2 separate regions of the Homo sapiens genome follow, and region 1 is linked to region 2. The links are chromatin contacts, found by Hi-C in ENCODE. All regions are on one chromosome and are shown on one strand. The core of a region is the stretch at or near the end of the contact, and the rest is flanking DNA. Distances in the headings are between cores, read along the strand shown. Region 1 holds the start of LRP8 (LDL receptor related protein 8). Region 2 holds the start of ZYG11A (zyg-11 family member A, cell cycle regulator).

What was found. Hi-C counts contacts between places; a loop is a spot of excess contacts on that map. Pooled maps may share reads with other maps.
Region 1: a map with no recorded cell type shows a loop between it and region 2 (19-fold over the local background). The contact joins the promoter of LRP8 here to the promoter of ZYG11A in region 2. A Hi-C loop is called at or near these places in 2 of 37 single-sample maps with no recorded cell type and 5 of 50 pooled maps.

The regions. Positions count from the first base shown.
Region 1 is chr1:53,326,820-53,330,173 of GRCh38, reverse strand. LRP8 (LDL receptor related protein 8) reads left to right here and starts at 2,104. Exons shown (of 19, transcript NM_004631.5): 1 at 2,104-2,385; 2 at 3,182-3,301. The coding sequence starts at 2,262. It overlaps LRP8-DT (LRP8 divergent transcript), which reads right to left and starts at 1,941. Exons shown (of 3, transcript NR_131923.1): 1 at 1,799-1,941. RefSeq lists enhancers at 1,668-1,897, 2,948-3,057 and silencers at 1,968-2,167, 2,238-2,387, 2,438-2,607, 3,123-3,354.
Region 2 is chr1:52,840,577-52,844,220 of GRCh38, reverse strand. It overlaps ZYG11A (zyg-11 family member A, cell cycle regulator), which reads right to left and starts at 1,461. Exons shown (of 14, transcript NM_001004339.3): 1 at 1,248-1,461. The coding sequence starts at 1,337. RefSeq lists an enhancer at 287-880 and a silencer at 1,382-1,711.

The DNA.
Region 1 (3,354 bases), core at 855-3,354, 490 kb before region 2:
TTCTTCATCTGCTGCCTCTAGACTTCGGCCCACATACTAATCTTACAGTTGGAATGAACCTCAGAAATTCCTTATCTCTTCCATTTCCCAGATAAGAAAGTGAGACTGGGAGATAGGATTGACTTTCCTAAGACCACAGAGTGGAGGAGGAGGAGGGACTGAGTTGGATAGGTCAGTTTGGGCAGCAAGACGGGCTTCTATCTTTATCCCACAGTCCCAGGCACCATTGTGCTTGACACAGAATCCAAACTCCCAGCTGTGGCCTACAAAGCCCTGGTGATCAGGGCCTTGCCAACTCCCTCCAGCCTCACCTGAGGCACCCACTCCTTCCCTGTCATCAGGCCCCGGCCCACCTTGATTGCCATTCCCTTTGCCAAGAATGCCCTTCCGCCTGATCTTCATGGGTCAGGATCCATCTTGCCATTCAGTGAAATGTCACCTCCTCTGTGAGGCCTTGCCTGATCACCTCTACAGTTACCCCCATTGCTCTCACCTGGGTCTGTTTTGTTTTTTCCATAGAAGTTATGATGACCTGAAATAATCTTTTGTTTTCCTGCTTTTGTGTGTATCTCTTCCAACTAAGACATAACTGCAGGAGAGCAGGGAGGAACCTTATCTGTTTCCACTGTATCCTTGAGCCTTGAAGGGCGTTTGGCACATATAGGTGAAAGGACGCCTGCATTTCGTTGTCTGTGTGCTAATGGTCTGTCTCCCCACAGGTCAGGGACCTCTCCGGGGCTGGCACCATGCCTGATTCACCTTGGTACCCGCAGGCCCAGCACAGGGTTGGCACAGAACAGGGCCTGAAATGCTTGCTGAATGACTGAATGAACAAGGGACAGGAGGGGTGATGATGGCAGGAGCACCGTGCCGGGCTCTCTGGGGATCTAAGTCCCTTTCTGGTGGGGTGGCCACAGATATTGCCGCTGGGCTGCCCTTTGGGGGACTACGGCTCAGGAGGCTGCTGAGGAGACAGGGTGGTTTCCAGGCCAAGGGCTAACAGCACCTGCCCATCCGCGAGGGAGGTGAAGGGGCAAGAGGGGAGGGAGGGTGGACCTAACACTGGCTCTTGGCACCTGCAGGCCGGTTGTTTTGAGTGGCCAATGCCCTGGAATCTCATTCTCTAAAGAAGGTTGTGTGGGTTGGACCCGGCTCACAAGTCTGAGGCTGAAATCGAATCCCAGCTCGCTCTCCGCACCCATTCTCCCCAGTGTGGGTGAGGCGGGCTGCAGCCCTCCAGAGGAAGAGGTGCCTTCTCCTTCCTGCAGAAGACAGCAGGGGCGGACAGCGCGGGCCTAGGTGCGCGGCCCCTAGCGGCAGGGATGGCATCCCTTCCGTGCCCTCCCCTTCCCCCCCGCCCGGCCCGCCCCACAGACCTCGTCTTTCTCCATCACAGCGAGGATTCCTTGTCTTCCCTGCGGGCCCCCCCTGGTTGCCCCTCTGACTAGGGGCCTGGAGCGTACTTAACGACGATGAATAGTCTGTGCACCAGGCCCAATCCACCTGCCTCACGTCCCCATGATCACATGAGCGTGCAACATGCACAGATGCACATGGCACGGAAACCAAACCAGCCACAGGGATTTATAATATCCCAGCCGGAGCCCATGACAGGTGCAGGGGTCCAGCCCTGCGCCCCCAGCTTCTCCCTGCTCATCCACATCTTGGGATCTCACCCCTATCCCTCCCTCCCCCGCCCCACGCGCACACTGCACAGGCCTGTTCGTCCTGTAACATCATTTCCCCTCCCGCCCAGGCTCACTCCTAGACATCCCTCAGCCTCTGATCCGCCTGTCACCTCCTCCAGGAAGCCTCTGCTGCTTCCTCTGGACCTGCTACCTCCGTGGTGAGGGGCTCGCCTGGCCCATCCCTGCGTCTGCAGAGCCCAGCACTCAGGCGAGCCCAGAGCAGGGCCGTGGAGCGCCCGCTGAGAGAAGAGTGGACGAAAGACAGGAGGGAGGAGGGCGAGGAGGCGGCGGCAGGGGGAGCGTGGGGCGGAGGCGGCAGCGGGAGGGAGCGCGCGCGCTGGCGGCGGCCGCCCAGGGCCGGGGCCGCGCGCCCAGCCTGAGCCCGCCCCGCCGCCGAGCGTCACCGAACCTGCTTGAAATGCAGCCGAGGAGCCGGGGCGGGCGGCAGCGGCGGCGGCGGCGGCGGCGGGGGCAGCGGCAACCCCGGCGCCGCGGCAAGGACTCGGAGGGCTGAGACGCGGCGGCGGCGGCGCGGGGAGCGCGGGGCGCGGCGGCCGGAGCCCCGGGCCCGCCATGGGCCTCCCCGAGCCGGGCCCTCTCCGGCTTCTGGCGCTGCTGCTGCTGCTGCTGCTGCTGCTGCTGCTGCAGCTCCAGCATCTTGCGGCGGCAGCGGCTGATCCGCTGCTCGGCGGCCAAGGTGCGTGCAGCCGGTCTCTGACTCGGCTCTGCTCCGCCCTAGCCACCAACAAAGCGCGGCCGGGAGGCCGGAGCGGGGAGGGGTCCAGAACCCGGGGCTATCGGGGGCTCCCGGGCGGACAGGCTCCACGCGAAGCGGCTATTCCTGAATTTGCCCTCGGCCCCCCGCCCCCGCGGGCCTCGGTGTTGAGGGCTCTGCCCTCTGGGCAGCGGATCTTGGGGGAGGGGTGCAGGGGGGCTTGGCCAGCGGGGAACTTTGCCGGAGGGGCGGCCATTCATGGTTCCGGATGAGCTGTGTGATTCTCGCCGTTGGGGTTTATTTGACACGCGCGCTCCGCGGCGGTAATGAGCAGAGCCGGGCGGCTTCTCCGCTTGACAATGCGTTTCCGCAGACCCCTGCGCGCGGCGGAGAGAGAGGGGGCTGCCTGCCAGGGTGATGTGCCTGCGGCTCCCACTGCGCCTGGCGCGCGGGCGCGGGGACTCCCTATGGGCTGTATCTGAGCAGATCTCTGACTATGGGTCGCGTGTGCGGGTGAGTGCGTCTGAATGGAGGGTATACCCAGGTCGTGTGACACTTTAAGTAGGTGCCTGGTCTCGCCGTGCCACCGAGCGGCCCGACATCCACGGAACCCCTGCCATCGTGCCCTCCCTTTGGATGGAGTGTGCCTGAAGCCCCCGGGGTCTCCATAATCGCCCCCTTTCCTCCTCCCCAGCGGGTCCTTCCGGGTGGCCCGGACTGCATGGTGGGGAGTGGGGCCGAGTCCGCTGATCCAGCTCACGCTCCCTCCCCCTCGCAGGGCCGGCCAAGGATTGCGAAAAGGACCAATTCCAGTGCCGGAACGAGCGCTGCATCCCCTCTGTGTGGAGATGCGACGAGGACGATGACTGCTTAGACCACAGCGACGAGGACGACTGCCGTGAGTGGCGGGCCAGGGAGCTCAGACCCGGGGAGAGAAAAGGAACGGTGGGG
Region 2 (3,644 bases), core at 212-2,711:
CCATAAATTTTGGGTCGAGCCTTCACCACTCAATCCCTCGAGTTCCCCAAGGGTGGCCCTTGGCGGGTTTTTTCCAAAGTGGGGCCAGAGGTCTGAACACCTGAGGTGAAATTCAAGTTCACGAGCAAGTCAACTAAATTTCAGAGCTCCCAACTTCCCTACATCGGTAAAATGGAGCCTAGCAAAGCCTACAAAAGACTAGGGGTTACCAGACTGCTTTAGAAAGGCGACACTTGGCCGGGCACGGTGGCTGACGCCTGTAATCCCAGCACTCTGGGAGGCCGAGGCGGGTAGATCACGAGGTCTGGAGTTCGAAACCATCCTGGCCAACATGGTGAAACCCCGTCTCTACTAAAAATACAAAAAATGAGTCGGGCATGGTGGCACGCGCCTGTAGTCCCACCTACTCGGGAGGCTGAGGCAGAAGAATCGCTTGAACCCCGGAGGCGGAGGTTGCAGTGGGCCCAGATCGCGCCACTGCACTCCAGCCTGGTGACAGAGCGAGACTCCGTCTCAAAAAAAAAAAAAAAAAGAAAGAAAGAAAAGAAAGGCGACACTTAACACACAGCAGGCGCTAAACACACATTCTTTGGGTTTGCATTTTGTCCAGAGCTAAGAGTAACAGGCATTCGGCAAAGGCTGGGGACGGGACGGGGACGGGGGCGGACGCGCGGAACTGAAAGAATCTCAGACTTCGGGTTCCAGTTCCCCCAGCCGGACTAAGCTACTCGCCCGGCCCCGGGCCCAAAGGCCTCAGGTGGTAACGGCCAAAGGGTCACCGCCTCCGCGGGGCGCTGCGTCCACAACACGGGTGGGGAAACGGTCAAGGTTTGCGGCGTTTGGGTTCATGACTGCAAAAACACCGTCCACTACGGGCCAAGCCGAGTGCCATGCCCTGCACCTACGTCTAAGCTCACAGCAGCCCGCACTGGGGCGAGGAATCCTGAGGAGGCTCGCCCCGGTCTCTGGGACTGGGCTCTCGCCGCGCTGCCTCAGGGCGCAAGTTCCACGCGCTTCGCCGGGCGCAGAAAAGCACCCCCCGCTCCGCGGCGCCCAGGCCGCCTCCCCCGACAACGCACCTCCGCAGCGACGCCTGCGCCTGGAAGGGGCTCGGCATCTAGACCGCAGCCCCGCGCGGGCCACACTCCCCAGCAAGTGCCTCGGCAGCGTCCCAGGAGACTCGCCGCGCTCGCCGGAGCTGGACGTGGCGCCGAGGTCCGCGTCGCCGCCCGCACCCCGGTGCTCACCTGTACCACGCAGCAGCCCAGGGCATCCTTCTGAGCGTCAGGAGGGACGATGTTCCGGGGCGTGTGGCCCGGGTGCAAGAAATGAACCATGGCAACCCCGGCGGCGGGGCGTCAAAAAGAGAGCCGGCGTCGAGCCGGAGCCCGGATCCCGCGAGAACCAAGCGGGCGGCTGCCAGGACGCGCCCACCACGCCTGCGAGGCACACGGAGCTAGCGCCGCGCCCTGCCGGCGAGCTTTTGAAATGCCCGGCGAGGCGACGCGCACGCGGGGGCCGGCCCGCCGCAGACCCCACCCCCCGGGCGGCCTCCTAGCCCCATCCGCCCTCCGACACGCCGCTGCCGGGGCCAACCGTTCTCCTCCCGCCTCCCCAGCCTCCCCAGCCTCCCCAGACCAACCTGCCACGACCCAGCCGCTCACCCACTCCTTCCCAGCCCTGCACCTCAGGGCTTGAGAGGATATTCCCCGAGGACCGGCTGTGTAGGTTTGGGGAATACTGTATATATATATACATGTACACACACACACACACACACACACACACACACACACACACATATTCATTATTTCTATATATGTATATATTTTTTAAAGCTTTCATACATTAAAATATATATTTCAAAGACTTTGCCCCTGAAAATCTGGCAACAGCACCTCTCTAACGGTCCTCTCTGTTTCAACTCCTTAGAGTATCTGGATAAATCAAATATAAAACGAATACAAAATATTGGCAAGTATCTACCAAAAAATCTATTTAGCTTTCTTGTTACTTAAAAAGTACTCGAGAAGACCCTTATAACCTGCTCCAAGAAAGAAACCCCGAGAGACCCTTCTAACTTTCTCCAGGAAAGAAACTCCACAAGTTAGTACACATTAGCTAATTTAAGAGAAAGCAATACCTTGGAAAAGGAAAGTTCTCAAGAGCATGAGCCTTGGAGTTTGAATCCTGAATTAGAATGCCCGCTCAGCCATCTAGTGTTTGAGAACCTGGAGCAAGATTCTTGATGTCTCTGAAGCTCAACTTCCTCATCAGTAAAATAGAATGAGAATGCTTTATCTCACAGACTTAATGTAAGGATTAAATAATGTATGTAAAACACATCACAATGCTTTTTACATAGTAAGTCCTTGATAAGTGGATTGGATTCAGATGTTAAAATTATTTTTAAGTACTTTGCCTAATGCTTTTCTTTCATTTATTTATTCTTTTATTTAATCCACTTACTACAAGAAGAAAAAAAATCCTGTGCTGTAGGTATCATCCCCATTTTTCTCACAGGGAAACTGAAGAACTGACAGGTTGAATAGACAACACGTTTTTTGGCCAGCTGATGAGTGGCCAACCTGGGAGTCAAAATTGAGTTTTCTTACTGCAAGTCCAATCAATATGCTTTTTTTTTTTTTTTTTTTTTAGACGGAGTCTCGCTCTGTTGCCCAGGCTGGAGTGCAGTGACGCGATCTCAGCTCACAGCAACCTCCGCCTCCTGGGTTCAAGTGATTCTCCTGCCTCAGCCTCCCAAGCAGCTGGGACTCCAGGCGCGCGCCACCACACCCGGCTAATTTTTGTATTTTTAGTAGAGACAGCGTTTCACCATGTTGGCCAGGATGGTCTAGATCTCCTGACCTGGTGATCCGCACGCCTCGGCGTCTCAAAATGTTGGGATTACAGGCGTGAGCCACCGTGCCCCCGCCAATATGCTTTTGTTAACGGTGGAGGGTGTTCATGTTCTTGGTGTCTTGAACAAAGAATTGGACAAAACGCACAAACAAGGAAGGAATGAAGGGATTTATTGAAAATGAAAGTACACTCCACAATGCCACAATGTGGGAGTGGGCCCGAGCACTGGGGCTCAAAGACCCCGTTACAGAATTTTTGGGAGTTTAAATACCCTCTACTTGGGGTATGCCCTATGTAAATGACGAGGATGAAGGAAAGTTACAGTCATTTCCTCGGCTTTTGCCCAATGGAGAGGATATTTCCTATTACAGCTGAAGTGTGAATTTCAGCAATTTTAACTTTAATATAGAACCTGGTAAGTTATGTTCTCATAAGGTTTGACTATTTCCAGCATATCTAGAGGTGTGGCCAACTGCATATGTCCCAGGCCTTACCGAGCTAGAAAACAGGCAAGTTAAACAATTTTCAAAAGCCAAGGAAGCAGTTTATGACCTTAAAGCATTTAGCAAACCTAATATTTGAACATAATTTTGACCACATGTTTACATTTTGAAGACATTTGTATTTTATCAATAATCTTTAAACCCATCTTTATTTCCCAAAGATTACCCAAGTCACATGAACTAAATAAAAGGCATTATGTTTTTCACTTTTCTGACAAAATATTTTATTTAAGCTCTTATTATTAAACCAATTAATTTAAAACGTAACACATGAGGCCA